2 separate regions of the Homo sapiens genome follow, and region 2 is linked to region 1. Evidence: read pairs that join two places in POLR2A ChIA-PET (ENCODE). Cell type or tissue: Caco-2. All regions are shown on one strand. Links, peaks and the distances in the headings refer to the core of each region. The heading gives the core; the rest is flanking DNA. Region 1 has its middle 99 kb from the start of LINC02038. Region 2 has its middle 41 kb from the start of HES1.

The links. ChIA-PET counts read pairs that join two places held together with the same protein. Peaks named below come from ENCODE experiments on the same cell type or tissue, not always from the same donor. Only the 100,000 strongest peaks of a DNase experiment are listed, where the experiment ranks them.
Region 2: POLR2A ChIA-PET joins it to region 1 with 5 read pairs; 2 of 35 experiments call an interaction of 5 or more read pairs at or near these places.

Annotation. Positions count from the first base shown.
Region 1 is chr3:193,740,012-193,749,332 of GRCh38, reverse strand. It overlaps the pseudogene RN7SL447P. Among named protein-coding and RNA genes, the nearest start is that of LINC02038, 99 kb to the left of the region's middle. RefSeq lists enhancers at 6,404-6,453, 6,504-6,553, 6,574-6,623. In Caco-2, for the core only: no CTCF peak of the experiment used is centred there; DNase peaks (open chromatin) are centred at 3,986, 4,582, 5,072 and 5,402; H3K4me3 peaks cover 487 bases.
Region 2 is chr3:194,172,884-194,182,204 of GRCh38, reverse strand. No RefSeq gene overlaps it. Among named protein-coding and RNA genes, the nearest start is that of HES1, 41 kb to the right of the region's middle. RefSeq lists an enhancer at 5,901-6,814. In Caco-2, for the core only: no CTCF peak of the experiment used is centred there; no DNase peak of the experiment used is centred there.

The DNA.
Region 1 (9,321 bases), core at 449-8,448:
GCACCTCCACCCCACCACCCCCTTTCTCCCTCAGGCCTCCCCTGAAGCAGATGCCACCATGCTCCCCGTACAGCCTGCAGAACCATAAGCCAATTAAACCTCTTTCCTTTCTAAATTACCCAGTAGCAGGTATTCCTTTATAGCAATGTGAGAAAACACTAATACAATTACAGATTCTATGAATTTCTGGAGGACACTCAGAGAATCTTATGAAAAACTTTATGCCAATAGATTTAACACCTTAGATGAAAGGCACAAATCCCTTGAAAGATACAAGGAAAAAAACTCACTACCAAAGCTCACTCAAGAAAAAATAGATAACCTGAATAGCCCTATATCTATTAAGAAAATCAAATTTGTGGTTAAAGCCCTTCCCACAAAAACAAACAAACAAATAAAACAACAAAAAAACTCCTCCAGCTTCAGACAGCTTCACTGAAGAATTCTACCAAACATTAAAGGAAAAAATAATGCCAATCTCCTACAAACTCTTTCATAAAATAGAGGAGGAGCAAGAATTACTTCCCAACTCACTTTACGTGGTCAATCATTTCTGATGCCAAAAGTGACAAAGACATTACAGAAAAGAAAATTACCAAACTTTCTCAAGAAATTAGATACAAAAATCTTTAAAAAAGTAATAGAAAATATGTTACAATTTTAACAGGAAAAGAACAAAAATCATATGATTATCTCAATAGCTGCAGACAAAGCATTTGATAAATTGAATATCCATTTATGGGAGGAAAGTAAAATAAGTAAACAAGAAAAAGAATGAAAACTCCTCAGCCAACCTAGCACTAGGCATCTATGTAAAACTTAAGGTTAGATCTTATGTAATGGTAAAAATTCAAATGCTTTACATCTTAATATTGGGAACAAGGTTGGGATGACCACTTTTACCTCTTCTACTCAAAATTGTATTAGATATCTTATCCAGTTCATTAAAAAAGAAAAATAAAGCTATGAAGTTGTGGAAAAGAAGGAGTAAAATTGACATTATTTTTAGACAATATGACTGTTTATATAGAAAACCATAAGGAATAGTTTAAAAATGGCTACTAGATCTAACAAGTGTATTAAGTATATTTAGTAAGGTTGTAGGTCAATATACAAAGTTAATTGTATCTCTGTATTCCAGTAGCAAGAAATTGGAAATGAAATAATGAAGATAATTCCATTAATAATGAGATAAAATATAAAACACTCAGGAAAAAATAACAAAAGACATTTATAACTTCCACATTAAAAATCTAAAGCATTGCTGAGAGAAATTAAAGATGACTGAAAACAAATGGAGACTTTTTACCATATTCATGCACTAGAAGACAATATTGTTACAATATCAATTCTGCAAAATTGATTTCTAGACCCAGCACTATTTCAATAAAATTCCCAATAAGGATTTTTGTAGGTATTGAAAAGTTGATTCTAAAGTTTATATGAAAATTCAAAGAACCTACATTATTTAAAACAATCTTTTAAAAGAAAACAAATAGGGAGGACTTATACTGTTTGATTTTAAGACTTACTATGAAATTACTTGTATTTTACTAAGTTTATTGGATAGACAAAATTACCTGATCAAGAGAACAGAATAGAATCTAGAAGCATCTGGTATGTATAATCAAAGTTTGACAAAGGCACCAAAGCGAATCAATGGCAAAAGAAAAGTCTTTTCAATAAATAGTGCTGGAATAACTACACAACCATCTAGAAAAAAATGAATGACAACTCCTATCTCACACAATTCACAAAAACTAATTTGAGATGAATCCTAGATATCAAACTAAATGCTAAAACTATGAAACATCTCCAAAAAAAGCAGAATACTTTTGGCATTTTGGTGTAAGCAGAGATTTCTTAAAAACAGGACACTGAAGCACTAATTATGAAATTTAAAAATTAATGAATTGAACTTTAAGAAAATTAAAATTTTGGGCTCATAAAATTTTAAAAACATGAAAAACAAGCCACAGTTTGTTAAGATGTTCCACTAAGAACTTGTATCGAGAACACATAAAGAACGCCTACAATTCAGCATTAAAAAGAAAAAAAAATTATTTTGAATCACAAAAGAAGACATATCAATGGCCAATAAGCACATGAAAGTATGTTCAACCTCCTTAATCAGCAGAGAAATGATCTCACAGTGATTGAAGTTCTATAAGAAAGATTTTGAATGAGCAATTAAATGGCACACGATGGACAAAATGACAGCAGTGACATACCAAGTGGGGAGGCCTGGTGAGAGCAGTTGCCCCTGGGTACAGGCGACAAGGAGGTAGATCATCTGTAGCAAATTTTAAAACAATAATAAAATCAAATAAAAGTGGTCTGCTTTTTATCATTACCCAGCGACAGCAATTCTTAATAGGGTCAGTGATAACTTGCCCATAGACCCCCACATCCCTCCCATTCGCCCTTGTGCTATATCGAATGTGAGTCTCATTTTCTCCCTTAACATATTCCCTCTCTAAAGCCTTCCAGAAATATGCATTTTTAATGGTTGCATGATACTCCTTATTTTGTTAACAGATCCCTTATTACTGAACACTAATGCTGTTCTCAATTTTTCAATGTTATAAACGACATTAGGACAATATCTCTGTGTTATCATCCTTGACAGTTTTTCAGGATTTTGCCTTGAGAGAGAAATGTCTCCTCTTGATTTTTGATCTTGGAGGAAAATCTTGGACAGTGAACTAGCTGAAAATGTGTAGATGAGAATGTACCTGAGAGGAGGTCAGTAGAACCTGAGATACAGGCTGAGAGTGGCAAGGAGAGCGGGGGAAGGGGAGCAGCCTGGGAGGGCTTCAGGAGAAAGAGGAGCATGTGCAGAGTGGGCCCAGGGGAGAGCAGAGAGAAACATAGTGCCAGGCCCGGCCCAGAACAGAGGTTAGGAGTATAGGAAAGCCACCATGTTCCTTGCGGCTGGGCAGATTTGATCTCTCTGTGCCTCAGTTTCCTCATCTTTAAAATGAGCTTAGAAATAGAACTTAACTCTGTGACCCATTTTTTTTTTCCTTTTTGGAGACAGGGCATCACTCTGTCGCCCAGGCAAGAGTGTAGTGGCGTGAACATAGCTCACTGTAGCCTTGAATTCCTAGGCTCAAGTCATCCTCCCACCTCAGCCTCCCAAGCAGCTGAGACTACAAGTGTGCACCACCATGCCTAGCTAATTTGTGTATTTTTTGTAGAGACAGGGTCTCGCTATGTTGTCCAGGCTGGTCTTGAACTTCTGAGTTCAAGCAATCCTCCCGCCTTTGCCTTCCAAAGTGTTGGGATTACAGGTGTGAGCCACTGCGCCCAGCTTATGTAGATGAATACCTGTAAGCACATAGAAAATTACCCGGCAATACATGTTTGGTAAATAAAAGTGAATGATGGCGAGGCACAGTGGCTCATACCTGTAATCCCAGCACTTTGGGAGGCTGAGGTGGGTAGATCACTTGAGGCCAGGAGTTTGAGATCACCCTGGCCAGCATGGTGAAACCCCATCTCTACTAAAAATACAAAAATTAACCAGGCATGGTGGCACACACCTGTAGTCCCAGCTACTCGAGAGGCTGAGGCAAGAGAATCACTTGAACCCAGGAGGCAGAGGTTGCAGTGGGCCGAAATCATGCCACTGCGCTTTAGCCTGGGTGACAGAGCAAGACGCTATCTCAGAAAAGTGAATGAGGCTTCTGGGTGGAGCCTAAGACAGACAGCACCAAAGTAGGAAATTCTTGCTTAAGAGCACAAAAAATGGAGGCCGCGTTTCCCCTCATGAGGGAAAGTGAGTGGCAATGTTGCCTGAAGCCAGCCTTCCAACAGGGCAAATGCTGCTGGTCTGGTTGGGAAGCCAGCTGCCCTTTATCTCCCTCTGGCCAGTATCTGAAATCAGCTGTGAGAGAGAAATGCAGAACACTAGGAGATAGGAGCAGGCCGCTTTCCTCTTCCATCGGCTCTTCCGGGGCACCAGTCACTGCTTATTAAGCAGTTTATGTCATTAAGCATCTCCCTGGGGGAGCTGGAGAGCCACAGCACAGTGTAGATAATGAAGATCTATTGCATAAGCAGAAAAAGTTCAATGGAAAATGCCTCCTTCTGCGCTCCCTGGCTGCCCTCACTTGAGCCCTGTCTCCTTTTTATTAGCAGCGTGAGAGGATTCAACATTGTTTTTATTTTCTCACTCCTTGTGGGGAAAGACATTGATCCAGGCTTAAGAAGTCTTTCTGCGTCTGTTTCTTTAAACTAAGAATTGGGTTTCACTCTGGGCTAACTGTTCCTTTAGGTACAAGCTGAATGGCTCCCATTGCCAAGGTGAGCCCCAGACACATTTCTGACACAGCTCACTTCCTTTTTAGGGCCCCTAAAGTCAAGGTTAGTGCCTGCTCTCAAGCCCCTCAGGCCAAGGAGACCTGCCCTCAGAAATAAGATGTCTTGAATGGGAACAAAGAGCTCTATCATGCCCTTGGTTTCTTCATGTTTAAAATGCAGAGCAAAGGAGTACATGAGGTCAAGAGCCTTCTAGTCTGAACCTTCTGTGGAGTGGAAGGACACTAATGGGCCAGACAGCTTCTAGATGCAAGGCGGGCTCAGGCCTGGGTGAGGTCAGGACGGGAGACACGGAGAGGAACAAGTTACCTAGCCTCAGCCAGCAGAGTCCCGGGCCAGCCTCACAGCGACGGGAGGTGATTTTGTCACGTTCACTGACCTCTGACTCTTTCCTCAAGGAAGGGTTTGTGTCATGAGTGAACAGAGACAGGTGAAAAGCCCCCTCTAATTTCTAGCACACAGTCCTGCAAGCCTCTGCAGGAAGGAGTTGGGAGCTCTGCGTTTCCCTCTCGTTGGCCTCCTGCCTGCCTGTCTGCCCTGGACCTTGCTTACCAGCTTATCCAAGCTGCATGGAGGTTCAGGGGTGCCATCTGGGTCTCCTCAGCCCAAATATGGGACTTTCAAAATCTCCCCCCAACACAAACACACCCTGCTGTGTTGATTCCGTTCCCGTACTCTCCACTCCATCTCTTCCCATCCACCTTCATATTTGCTCTTAGAACCAGAGCCTGTGACCACGTGAGATACTGTATTGCAGTCACCTGGAGTTTGCTTTACAGGAAAAGTAAACGCCCCCTCCCCTTTTCCTCCTAGTCTCTTTGGTTTAGAAGGATGATGTCATCTGAATAACAGCCTGAAGTAAATGATTAGGAAAAGTGCCCTTCTCTTGAACCCTGTGGACACCATCTAGCTCTGAGACAGAGATTCAGTTAGAAATGCTGCAGCTGGAAAACAATTCACACACCATGCCCATGAAGTGTGTGAAGCTCTGGAAGAAAAGACACGAAGAGGATATTTACGATTGGGGAAGGAAGCATAGCGTGGTACACCTGAATCAGGAGGACTGTGAAGGGCGGCAGTGAGGAGTGAAACCAGAGCCTGAAATTGCCACACTTCCTCCGTGTCTGACTCGGTGCTTCTCAAACTGAGCATTTTCAACATCTTTGACAAAACAATTCAGCCACGGAGGGGAGTCTTGCGCATTGTAGGATGTTTAAGCCAGAATTCCTGGCCTCCACCCACTACATGCCAGAAGTAACTTACCCCAACCAAGATGAGATTAGCCACTGGCATGAAGGAAATAAAATATTAGAACTTCTATGTATTTTTATTTGATTACAAAACATAGAATTTAAGTTTTATTAACATTGATGATGCCCAGACATAATCCAAGACATGTCAGTGAGATGTCTATAACTTAGACAGGTAGACGGAGAAACCCTCATCTGCTCTATCATTCTGAGCTTATTACAGGGCATTGTAGTTCATATTTGTCCAATTAGGTTGGATTCAGTAATTATTTTAAATGGGAGATGGCAAGTAACTGTGAAGATTCTATAAGTCATCTCATGGCAAGGAACTTAGGTACACATTTTTCTCTTACAAAAAACCCCACAAATTATTATAACTTTGCTATTCGTTTGGTGATAGGTAGCTGCCAGTAGTATGCTACCTAGTAGATATTTTTAATATACCCATAATCCATCCTTTCAAAATAAAGGTGACATTTAACAATGAGTGAAAAAGTGACTACGTTTAGAAAGAAACTCGTGCTATGGTATTTCTGGCAAATGACCAGAGAGCCTGAAAAGCCCTCCTGAGATAAAGCATACAGATATTCTGGATAAAATATTACAGGAATACTTTTAGATTCAGAGCTGAGCTGACCTGGAAGTAAGGGAAGTCACCAGGTGCCAAACTGAAGAGGGAGTTCGTGCTGAACCAAAGCTATCCTGAGAGCATCTGCCAATCGCTGAAACAAGCTGGAGTTTTAATGGCCTTGCAGGGAACAGAAGACTAGATATTCAGCCTGAATAAGCTGGAAAATTGGAACTGAGACCCCTAATAAAGTAAGAAGCCTGAAAAGCTACAGTCTCAGTAAAAGGATTTACTGTCCACTGGTAAAGGAAGGTGAAAATGAAACTTATCTGCACAAGGAATTAAATTCACACATTTTTTGTTGACTGGAAACCCCCAGCGGAAGAGTTAACTTAAAAATGGTCTCGTGTTATACCATTACAGGGCCACCTGGCAGAGAAGCAAATGCGTATTCTCTCTGTAAGGATGCACTCAAAACCCAGACCTCATGGGTTCCCACGAATAAACCCAGCTGAACAGTCAAAACCCAGCTCACAGTCAAAATTTTTAAACACATGAAAAACCCAGCCACCACCAATAAGAATCAGAAGAAACAAAAAAAAAGCAGAATTAAATTCCCAGCGACTTCATATATATGAACTATGGAACACAGAATTAAAAATAATTATGTTTTAAGGAAGTAAAAAGAAATGTTTTCAGAAATAAAAGAGGGAATCAAAATACATGAGCAAGGAATAAAATAATCTCAAAAGGGCCCAGGCATTTGTAGAAAACAACCAGAAAGAATTTTAAACATGAGAAATCATAGTTATTATAATTAAAAACTAAGCAGATGAGGAAAAACCTAAATGAAACATGAAGTTAGGCACAGTTGAAGAAAGAATTTGTGAACTCAAAGATAGATCTAATACACACACACACACACACACACACACACACACACACTTTTTTTTTTTTAAGAGATGAGGTCTCGCTAAGTTGCCCAGGCTTAAGTGCAGTGGCTATTCACAGACATGATTATAACACACTACAGCCTCAAACTTCTGAGCTCAAGTAATCCTCCTGTCTCAGCCTCTCAAATATCTGGGGCTAAAGGTGTGTGCCACTGTGCCCAGCTGGTTTTGAAAAACACAGAAAAACAAAGTGCAAAAGAAAAATAATTGTCAATCAAGACTTATAAACCCAACTAAGATATCACTGAAGAAAAAGACTAAGATAAAGACATTTGCAGGCAAATAAAAACTGAGAAATTTTGCCATCAACAGATTCTTACTAAAGGAATTTCTAAAAAGAAGTACTTCAGAGGAAGAAAACAAAATTGCCGGAAAGTTCTGAGCTGCAGGAAAGAATGATTTTTACTTAGAATAAGAATTTTCCATTGCTTCCTAATTATTAGGTTTATATATAAATTTGTGTTACTTTAACCATTTAAATGCAGTGTTAAGATTTGAAAATAAATGTTAGAAGTTAAGGGTCTTTTGGTTTTTTTTTTTTTTTTTGACATTTATCCATTAAAGTCCTATTAAAATTTAGGCCTTTAAAAAAGGAAGGAAGAAAAGAAGCAAAAATAGACCCCAAAAAAATGCATGAGGATATCATTACAAAACAAATGTTTGTTTTAAATAAAAGGCATATAGATTAGGAAGGAAGAAATAAAACTGTCTTCATTTACAAATTACATGATTGTCCATGTAGAAAATCTAAGAGAACTGACAAAACAAACAATACACCTCCTAGAACTAATAAGTAGTTATAGTGAAGTTGCAGGATACAAGATTAATATATAAAGGTGAATCATGGCTGGGCACGGTGGCTCACACCTGTAATCCCAGCACTTTGGGAGGCCGAGGCAAGCGGATCACCTGAGGTCAGGAGTTCGAGACCAGCCTGGCCAACATGGTGAAACCCCATCTCTACTAAAAATACAAAAATTAGCTGGGTGTGGTGGCGGGCGCCTGTAATCCTAGTTACTTGGGAGGCTGAGGCAGGAGAATGGCTTGAACCCAGGAGGCAGAGGTTGCAGTGAGCCGAGATTGTGCCACTGCATTGCAGCCTAGGTGACAAGAGCGAGACTGTCTCACAAAAAAACAAAAACAAAACAAACAAACAAAAAAAAGTGAATTACATTCCTATATACCAACAATAAACAATTGGAACTTGAAGTTAAAAATAAAATACATTTATACAATATTAGCACACCTCAAAATGAAATACTTAGGTATAAATCTAACAACATGTATAAAGATATACAGAAGGAAAACTACGAAACTCCAACTAAATAAATAGAGAGATATTTTACATTCACGGATAGGTGGACTCGATATTGTAAGATGTCAGTTCTTCCCAACAATATCGAAGGAAAACAAAGTCAGAGGACTGACTGCCCAGTTTCAAGGCTCAGCATAAAGCTACAGTAATAGAGACAGTGTGGCATTGGCAAAAGAATAGAAGAATAGACAAATAGATCAATGAAACAGAATAGACAGCCCAGAAATAGATCTTCACGGATCACTTGAGCCCCAGAGATCCGGGCTGTAGTGCACTATGCCAATTGGGTGTCCACACTAAGTTCAGCATCAATATGGTGACCTCCAGGTTGCCTAAGGAGGGGTGAACTGGCTGAAGTCAGAAAACACAAGTCAAAACTCCTGTGCTGATGAGTAGTGGAATCGCACCTGTGAAGAGCCACTACGCTCCAGTCTGGCTGGAGCCTGTCTTCTTAAAAAAAAAAAAAAAAAAGGAATAGACCCTCATAAATATTGTCAACTCATCTTTTGACAAAGGACCAACGGCAATACAAAGAAAATACAGTCTTTTCAACAAATCGTGCTGGAACAATTGGACATCCACATGTTAAAAAAAATGATTCTAGGCACACTCTTTACATCCTTCACAAAAAATTAACACAAAATAGATTACAGACCTAAATGTAAAATGCAAAACTATAAAACTCCTGGAAGATAACATAGGAGAAAATCTAGATGGTCCTGAGTTTAGTGATAACTTTTTAGACACCAAAGGCACAACCCATGAAAGAAAGAATTGAAAAGGTGGACTTCGTTCGATTAGAAATTTCTGCTTTGTAAAAGACATCAAGAAAATGAGGGGGAAAAATCCACAGACAGAGAAAACAATATTTACAAAAGACACATCTGATAGAGGACTGTTTTCCAAAACATA
Region 2 (9,321 bases), core at 827-8,826, 430 kb before region 1:
CTCAGGTTAGGCCCCTGGCTGGAGATCTGGGATGGTGTAATCCACGACTTACATTGCTTATGCAGTGGGCTCTTTCCCGGAATTCCCTCCTGCCACATTCCATTTGATGTGGGGAAGCTAAGTGAATATTACAGCGCATTTTGAGAAGACAGTGAATTAGGTGGTCTCAGTGTTGAGCGAAAATTCTCTTTTCCCTCTCTGATCACACAATCTCAGGAACTGTTTTTTATTCCTACACTAAATGGATCTCAGCTGCAGTTTAAGAGGCCTGAACATACCTGTAGCAGCTAAAAGAAAGCCCACCAACTTCTACCTCAAACCAATTCTTTATCCCAGTAACTTTTTTTAAGCACCACAATTTTGTAACCTGTTGGTCATCCTCCAGTGAGTGCCGTGCCGAGCCACTTTAGAGACTGAGGCCAAAAAGGAAAATGCCCAGTCACAGTTTCTGTCTTTATGTGAATTTTTAGTATTTCATACATCATAAATGTTTGGATTCCTTTTTATTTTAAAAAATATTGCATTGAAATATTATGTATCTTGATTACTGAGTTTTTCGACATCCCCTTAAATTTTGCACCCTGGTCTTGGCTTTGTTGAAACCCCTCTCAATACTCCCAATGCAGTTTAGGTGGTGACCAAGCCCTAAGCCCTGCCGATCGCACCCTGTGACTCTCTGCCCGTCTCCCTTTCTGGTCAGCACCATAGCAACCGCCTCCTAACTTGTCTTCCTGCTTCCATCCACTCTTATTCCCCATACATCCTTTTCCCCCAGTGAGTTAAGGGTGGCTTTCTAGAACATGGTCACCATACTGGCCAGCCAAACTGGGTGGCTCCCCCATCCCCGACCCATACCCATCCACTCTGCCCCTTCCGCCTTGGGGAGCAGCCTTGGAATCTGGGTGGGATTGACCTCATCAGCAGCTCTAGGGGAGGGCCCTGGGAGGTGTAAACCTCAGCAATGAGCTCAGGAGGGCTCCAATCCCACTGCGGCCCAGGATGTCTCTGAATAGCTGTAGGAGAGAAGATCTCTCCCGCTCACTCTGAGCTGGGCTGTGTGTGGATGACAGGCCTGGAACCACCATAGATGAGAGAGGTCAACAAAGGATGCAGGTGGCACACAGAGGAGAGGAGAGCTAAGAGAATAACCAACACAGCAGAGGACTGATGGAACGGAACCCGAAACCCCCTCTCTTCTGGACTTCTCCATTCACTAAGCCAGTGAATTGCTGGGTCACTGAAGGCTGTTGGTGCAGTCTTCCGTGGATAGACTATTATTTAACCAGCCTTCATTTTTGGGCTGTAAGCTTATTTCTGTTGTTGCTTCCTTATTTGTTATTAAACTGCTGCAATAAAAATTGTTGTACAGCTTTTGCATATGTAAATATTCGTAGAAAAACTGATGGGAAGTGGAATTCCTGGGCTGAAGGGTGTGCATAGTTTGAAAATTCATAGAAACTGCCAAATTATACTCTCAAAGGACAAACCACCACTAAGAGAGTTTGAGGGTGCTCAGCGGTGAGATAATACACATATCGGGCAATGTCTGCAGATCAGTGCAGAAGTTAGCCGTCAGCCTGAGGTGCTGAAGTAGGGTCCAAGGAGGTCCTGCTGGGCCATGTGTTAATTTTTTTTTTTTTTTTTGAGACGGAGTCTCGCTCTGTCACCCAGGCTGCAGTGCAGTGGCTAGATCTCGGCTCACTGCAAGCTCCGCCTCCCGGGTTCACGCCATTCTCCTGCCTCAGCCTCCTGAGTAGCTGGGACTACAGGCGCCTGCCACCACGCCTGGCTAATTTTTTGTATTTTTAGTAGAGACGGGGTTTCACCATGTTGGCCAGGATGGTCTCAATCTCCTGACCTTGTGATCCGCCTGCCTTGGCCTCCCAAAGTGCTGGGATTACAGGCGTGAGCCACCGCGTCCCGCCCCCAGGTGTTAGTCTTTAATAGCTGGTGGGTGAGGAGTCAGGGGTCCCAAGGGAGAGACCAAGGTGGCCAGGTCAGCAGGACGCACTGTGAGAGTTCAGGGCAGTAGCTGTTTACCAGCTGTCATGGAAGCACTTCAGTGCATTGATCTATTTTCTTCTTCCCACACCAGCAGAGGAATATGGTTCAAAATGATATGCAGCTTCCTATAGCTGTCTAGTAAGCTGTAAGTAAGTAAACAAGATTCCCTTTATTGTTCTTTTCCAAAATTCTCTTGGTTGTATTTTTAAATTTTCTCTCTCAGATAAAGTGTGTGCAAAGGCTTAGCTCTGGTTTCTAGATGGCTGGTCTCACTTTCTGCTGGAGAAGGAATATATCATTTCTTCCCGAGACAGCTCTTTGACCAGGTCTGCCAGCCATTCTTTAGGTTGTTTTTTTTCTCTTCTTCTTTTTTTTTTTTGGGGGGGGTGGGGGGGCTCTTGCTCTGTCACCCAGACTGGTATGCAGTGGCACGATCATAGCTCACTGCCTCGAACTCCTGGGGTCTATCAACCCTCTCTTTGGGACATTTTTCTAAATTAACTACTTAAACCCAAAATAAAGTGACTATGTGGAATAAAAGTCTGAGAGAATATGGCGCTAGGAGAAAATGATGGCTGGAAAGAGGAAACTCTCAACCTGCTGTATATTCCATTTTACAGAGGATCCAGCGATGTGAAGGGATGTGGGGAAGGGCATACTGAGCCTGGGTGGCAGATCGGGTGAAGGGATGTGGGGAAGGGCATACTGAGCCTGGGTGGCAGATCGGGTGAAGGGATATGGGGAAGGGCATACTGAGCCTGGGTGGCAGATCGGGAAACAAAGGTCAGGGCTGCCAACTACCCACCCAGAGCTGCTTCCCCCATGCTCGCCTGCTCCAGGCCAGGCAACCTCAGTGTTGCAGTTGCTTTTGTGGATGGATCCAGCCTTTGACATCTTTCAGGGCACACTTATGCCAACGATTTCCTATTTCCTGCCTGCTCGCAAAACTACTAAAGGGAGATGAAGTGGCGTTAGAAATGTGCGTGAATTTTTGCAGCCAGCGTCCTAAGCACTCCTGGAGGGGCTGTTCTTCTGAAGAGCATCCCCCTTCCCCTGCTGTATTTTCTTCATACCACATATCATCATCTGAAATATTATTTATTCATACCACATACCATCATCTGAAATATTATTTATTATGGTTATTTAATGTGCACCCCCTCCCCTGAGGAGTTCCGTTAGGGCAGGGACTTGGTTTTGTTTGTGACTGTATCCCTCCATGCCTGGAACAATGCCTGGCACACAGTAGCTTCTCCATGAATGTTTGCTGAGTGACTGGATGCATTGGATCCTCTCGTGGGTTTGTAGCCTGTTTCTCCAGGGAGATGAGGAAGTTGGCGCCACTGAATGCCAAAGCCTTTTTTGTAGGTGCCAATCAGGACAGAAATCAGGCGGGGGACAAATAGAGACCGAGAGTCTCAGAAGTCTTGGCACCAGGGCACAAGGACCTCAACCAAATTGCCTTCGAGAATGTAAACAATTCTTTTTATCATTCACTGGGTTTTTTGCCAAAACTTTCAAATGCTGAGGAGGCATGAAAAGTAGCAAGATTGTTTATGATCTTTGGTCTTTTTTTTTTTGCTTGTTTTTTTTAACCTTGAAGCTGAGTGAACAAAAACAACGAGGATCCACCTAGAAGGATGTTGAAAGTTGTATCTGGTAGCTTCAGCTAAGTTCATCAGGCCGTTTAGCAGTGAAAGAGAAAAGATATCATGGAGTGGGATCAAGTGTGGATTTACTGAGGGTTGACCAAGTTCAGGGGGTATCTGAAACACAGGGCTTGCCATCCTCTTCTCAGGACCAGGAAAAAGTCACTACAAATACCTCATCACTTCATGAATCCTTGGTCTCCTCATCTGTAAAATGGGGTGACAAAGACCTACTTTGCAGTGTTTGAGGATGAAAGGAGCTGGTGAGTTGAACGAATGTGCTCTGTAGATGGTCAGACGTGCAAATGCATTATTGTTTTCATTGTAAAAGGATTTGAATTTGAATTCTGCGTGGTCAAGGTGGCATATCTAAGTGGCAGAGTAATTGATTGAGATATTAATTTAGAATTCTATTGTTAGGTATTTGGGTTTCCTTGTCTCAGGATTCCTTGATAGGACGGAAAGCAGGAGTTCCTCAAAACCCTTCTCTCTTACATTCTGGCCTTGCTTTAGAGAAGATTATGCTAACCAGGAAAGGAGGCAGTGAGAGAGGCTGGGACACAGAAGGAGATTTGGGTGCAGGGAGGGAAAAGTGGGCTGGAGACGTCCTTCCAGACTTCAGAGAGGAACAGTGCGGGGATCCCAGGCCTTACTCTCTTCCCTCCCAGGGTTGCAGGGGTGGACGCAGAATCTGGGGAGGGAGAGGCTGCTGACCCTATCCTTGCAGAGGCCACAGCCCAGGAGCAGAGGAGCTGCTGGCCGGCAGAGGCCCTGGGGTATGGTGAGGAGGTCATTGTGCTGGTGGGGACTGAAAACCAGAGCCTCTCTTAAGGCTGCTCCACTTCCACACCTTGGTCCCTTCCACCGCACAATGTAGGTGATGCTGCTTCCAGGATGGGCCCTAGTCACTAATGACCGAATTAGTCAATTTCTTCACCCACCCAGTGAACTGGAGACTCCTCAGCAGAATTAATTTTTTTAAAGAAAAATCATGTGGCATTTCTTTCATGCCAAGTTTGTGAAATAAAGCCCATACCTGCTCCACACAGAACACACTATTTAATAAACGCCCTTGGGCAAAAGTGTCAGTAGCAATTCCTGGAAGAGACATGTCCTGAAAGAACTAGTAGAAACCAGGAAATCGCTGTCCTATTTTTGTCTCTGACACTAACAAGCTCTCTGTGACCTTAAGTAAGTCCCTTCCTCCATCTGTGCCTTCCATTTATTTATTGGTCGTATGAAGATATACTGGACTAAATTCCTGGTTCATGTTACTACACATTTAGAATGGATTTGGGAAACAGGAAATAGTTATGAAACCATATTCTCAACCAAGGATATGGTTTTAGACGCCGTTCCAGTCATGTTAATTTCCACCTCAAAAACAATGGATTTTTGATAAAGCAGAGTTTCTGCAACTGCAGAAGACAACTCGAATAAATGTGACACTATGATTGTCACCTGCTGAAGCAACACTTGTTCATGCACTCGTGGTCTCTGTTGGGATTTTGGTCTTGGTGGCAATACATACTTCTTGGGATTTTTATTTTAAAAAGAAAAGCGCCTTTGGAAAAAAAAAATCCTTCCATAAGGAGCTCATCTTTCACCAGGGCTGGAAGAGTGTAAACAGGACTGCGTGAGGTTCCGTGTTTATGTTTTCTCAATGACTTCCAGATCAAATTTGCTGTGTTTACAAGTTGGAGACACTTTTTCTAACTGCCGGCATTGCAACTCAAACGGGGGTCCGGCCGCCCAGCTGGGCTGGCTCTGCTTCGAGTTATCCCGCACCTCTGACAACAGCTCCACGGTGCCCCAGCAGGAAAAGCGCTTAGCTCAGCAGCCGCCTGCAGACACCGGCTTTTCATACTTAAATCAAAACAAGATGCCAGGTTATTATTATTATTATTTTAAACTTTAAGCCTTAGGTCCAGAGGTAGAACGTGGACTGCAGAGGTGATCTTTTCTTCCCCTTCATGCTTGACAATTGCTTTAATTTTTCCCTATGCTTCCAAGAGTTCTTACCTCATCCAGACCCCGTGAATCTCACTTTGAAGTTTCTCTTAATTCCTTTCAATCATGAGCCCTGTGAACCGCATGCCCAGAAGCCTCTGCCTGCCATGGATTTTGCAGGTCACCTGTTGAGGTACCCATTGGTGCTCCACAAAACTTGAAATACAAAGCTCTTGACTCTTTTCCCCCTTTTAAAACACATATCCCTTTATAAAACAGCCGTTTTACTTAAATCCCTTTGTGCTAGATGTTTTATGCGTCTAAGAGATGGTACTTTGACCATGAAGCTGTCATCCCAACCAGCTGTCAGCAATATCTTTTCTTTTCTTTTCTTTTCTTTTTTTTTTTTTTTGACACGGAGTCTTGCTCTGTCGCCCAGGCTGGAGTGCAGTGGCGCGATCTCGTCTCACTGCAAGCTCTGCCTCCCGGGTTCACGCCATTCTCCTGCCTCAGCCTCCCGAGTAGCTGGGACTACAGGCGCCCACCACCATGTCCGGCTAATTTTTGGTATTTTTAGTAGAGACGGGGTTTCATCGTGTTAGCCAGGATGGTCTCGATCTTCCGACCTCGTGACCCGCCTGCCTCGGCCTCCCAAAGTGCTGGGATTACAGGCGTGAGCCCCCGCGCCCGGCCCGTCAGCAATATCCTTGCAGCGTTTTCTGCGGTGGACGACGGAGTGCACGGGCTCGTTGCTCACTGTCTGCCGTGCTCCCAGGGAGCCCCCAGCATGGAGAGGAAGGAGTGTCCTTGGCTGCAGCAGCCTGAGTTCCCACCACCAGCGCTGACTGGCCCTGTGACCTTGGCTGAGTCTCCGGTTCTCTGAGGCCCAATTTTCTTCTCTGCCTTCTTGCCTCACAGGGATAAGTCGCGGTCCCATGCGACACAGCAGGGGTGAAAAGACTTTGTACCTGGTAAGGCCCCGTGGGAGGAAAAAGTTCCAAGATCATCAGGCTCAAGGTTCTTGAGAATGGGACCAATGGGGATCAGGGATGCCGTCTGCGGCTATGAAATCCCTGAAACGCGGGCATGAAGTGTTCGGTGTCTCTACAGCACCCCCTTTTTGTGGACTGTTATGACTGTGGCATGCTACTTTCCTCTCTGGGGCTCCAGGTGTCCCTCCGTCAACTGGGAGGGCTGCACTTGGCGGTGTTTAAGGAGCCTTCCAGCTCCAATGTGCTGTGATTCTGCTCCATGCTTCTCAGGCTGGGACATAGGGCAATGCGATGGGATCGGAGGGGAGAAAAAACGAATATTTAGAAACCTCAATTGAAGGGTTTTTTGGGGGGGGAAATAAACAAGCAAATGAAAACTTTATTACCAGGAAACTCAGATCTTAATCAATTTCAGGCTGGGTACGGTGACTCACACCTATAATCCCAGCACTTTGGGACGCCATGGTGGGTGGATCACTTGAGCTCAAGAGTTTGAGAACAGCCTGGGCAATATGGTGAAACTCCATCTCTTAAAAAAAAAATTAGCTGGGCATGATGGCATTCACCTGTAGTCCCTGCTACTTGGGAGGCTGAGGCAGGAGTGTTGCATTAGGCCGGGAGGTTGAGGCTGCAGTGAGCCAAAATGGCACCACTGCACTCCAGCCTGGATGGCAGAGTGAGTCCCTGCCCTGTCTCGAAAAAAAAAAAAAAATTAAAAAATTAATTTCAGTGACCGTTCTTATTAGAGGTTTAAATTTTACCCAAATTATGTATTCTTTGGCCACCCCCTCACAGACAGATCACACACATACACATGTGCATGCATCATATGTACATTCTTATTTCCCCTAGCTTTCTTTCTTCATCTCTTCTGTTTTGGTTACAAGTGTCTTTTTACTTTGCTCTTTTTTTTAGAGACAGGGTCTCTCTCTGCTGTGCAGGCTGAAGTGCAGTGATGTGGTCACGGCTCACTGCAGCATCAACCTCTTGGACTCAAGCGATCCTCTCGTGTTGGCTGCCTGAGTAACTAGGACTACAGGTACGTATCATCATGCCCAGCTCATTCTTAAAAATTTTTTGTAGAGATAGGGTCTTGCTATGTTGCCCAGGTTTGTCTTGAAGTCCTGCCCTCAAGCCATCCTCCCTCCTTGGCCTCCCAAAACACTGGGATGTACTGTGGCTGTACACATTGTCTTAGTATAAGCTATTTAAAAATTTTTTGAAATTGGGTAAGTGAAAATATTTTATTTTTATAAGAAAAAAAGATTCATAAAGAAAGTGGACTGTGTTCCTTTGTATTTTCAATACTGTGGTCTTGTTCCTATAACTTACAGCACAGGGAGCTCTATTGGCTGTTAATCAAACAAAGCCTTGACCTAGTCTGGAGAAGTTGTCATAGTCCTGGCTCTGATGTTGCTTGCTGTGTGACCTTGGAATTGTCACTTTCCCTCTCTGAATCACAGCCACCTCATTTGGAAAATAAAGAGGTTGGACCAGATGATCTCTGAGGTGTCTTTCAAGCTTTTTTTTTTTTTTTTGAGACAGAGTCTCGCTGTCTCCCAGGCTGGAGTGCAGTGGTGTGATCTCAGCTCACTGCAAGCTCTGCCTCCTGGGTTCATGCCATTCTCCTGCCTTAGCCTCCCGAGTAGCTGGGACTACAGGCGCCCGCCACCACGCCTGGCTAATTTTTTGTATTTTTAGTAGAGACAGGGTTTCACCATGTTGGCCAGGCTGGTCTCGAACTCCTGACCTCAAGTGATCTGCCCGCCTCGGCCTCCCAAAGTGCTGGGATTACAGGCATGAGCCACCATCCCTGGCATCTTTCAAACTTAAAGATCTCCATATAGGTGACTCACCTTAATAAAACCCAACATGTGAAATGATTAATAAATAAAATCTACCTTCCCCAAACACCTTTTTACTGATAAAGCAGGCTAATAAAGGTAAAACAGCTTGCAATGTAAAAAATAATTTTAAAAGTAGCTGCTTCGTTTTAGAAATGAATTGATTTATATGTAGCGTGACAAATTCTCTCATACCTCTAACTGAAAAAAGTTTGTCTAGTCGGACATTTCAGTGACGGTTCTTTATCCTTAGCAGCTGATCCTGCCACATCCATCAGATAAATTCCCAAGAAATATCCTCATAATGTTCAGCTGAAATCTCTAATGGGTACGATCAAATCAGGCTTAATGTTAGCTCTGGTGAGCAGTCACGTTGAAAGTATGTGTTGCTTTCTCATTATCATTTTATTTCTACCATTAGCCACATTCAAAAATATAAATCACTCCTAATATCTTTCAGAATGAAGGTTAACTATGTCACCTCAGAGCTGACCCTCATCACAAGTGACAATGTGAGGCATTATGGGAGGAATAGGAAACACGGTGCCAAAGGGTCATGTGTGGTGTGACCTTGGGTAAGTCACTTCCCCTCTCATGGCCTCAGTGTCCTTATATGTAATTGTGGGGTTGTTAGAGTAGGTAGTTAGGCAGACATGAGCAGGGCAGGACAGGCCCCCCCTCCACCCCCAGGAATGTCAGGTGACTATCAGGTGACGATGAGGTGGTTCTTAAACTCTCAAAAATAATAATTGTCCACAGCCAGCACCAGGGAAAGGCAGTCTCCCAATAGATAGAAAATACCTGAGGCTGATGAACAGCAGCTTCCGGATAAGATCTCCGGAGTTGTGTGAGTGGGCCCTAGCTTGCGCACTAAGAGGCACA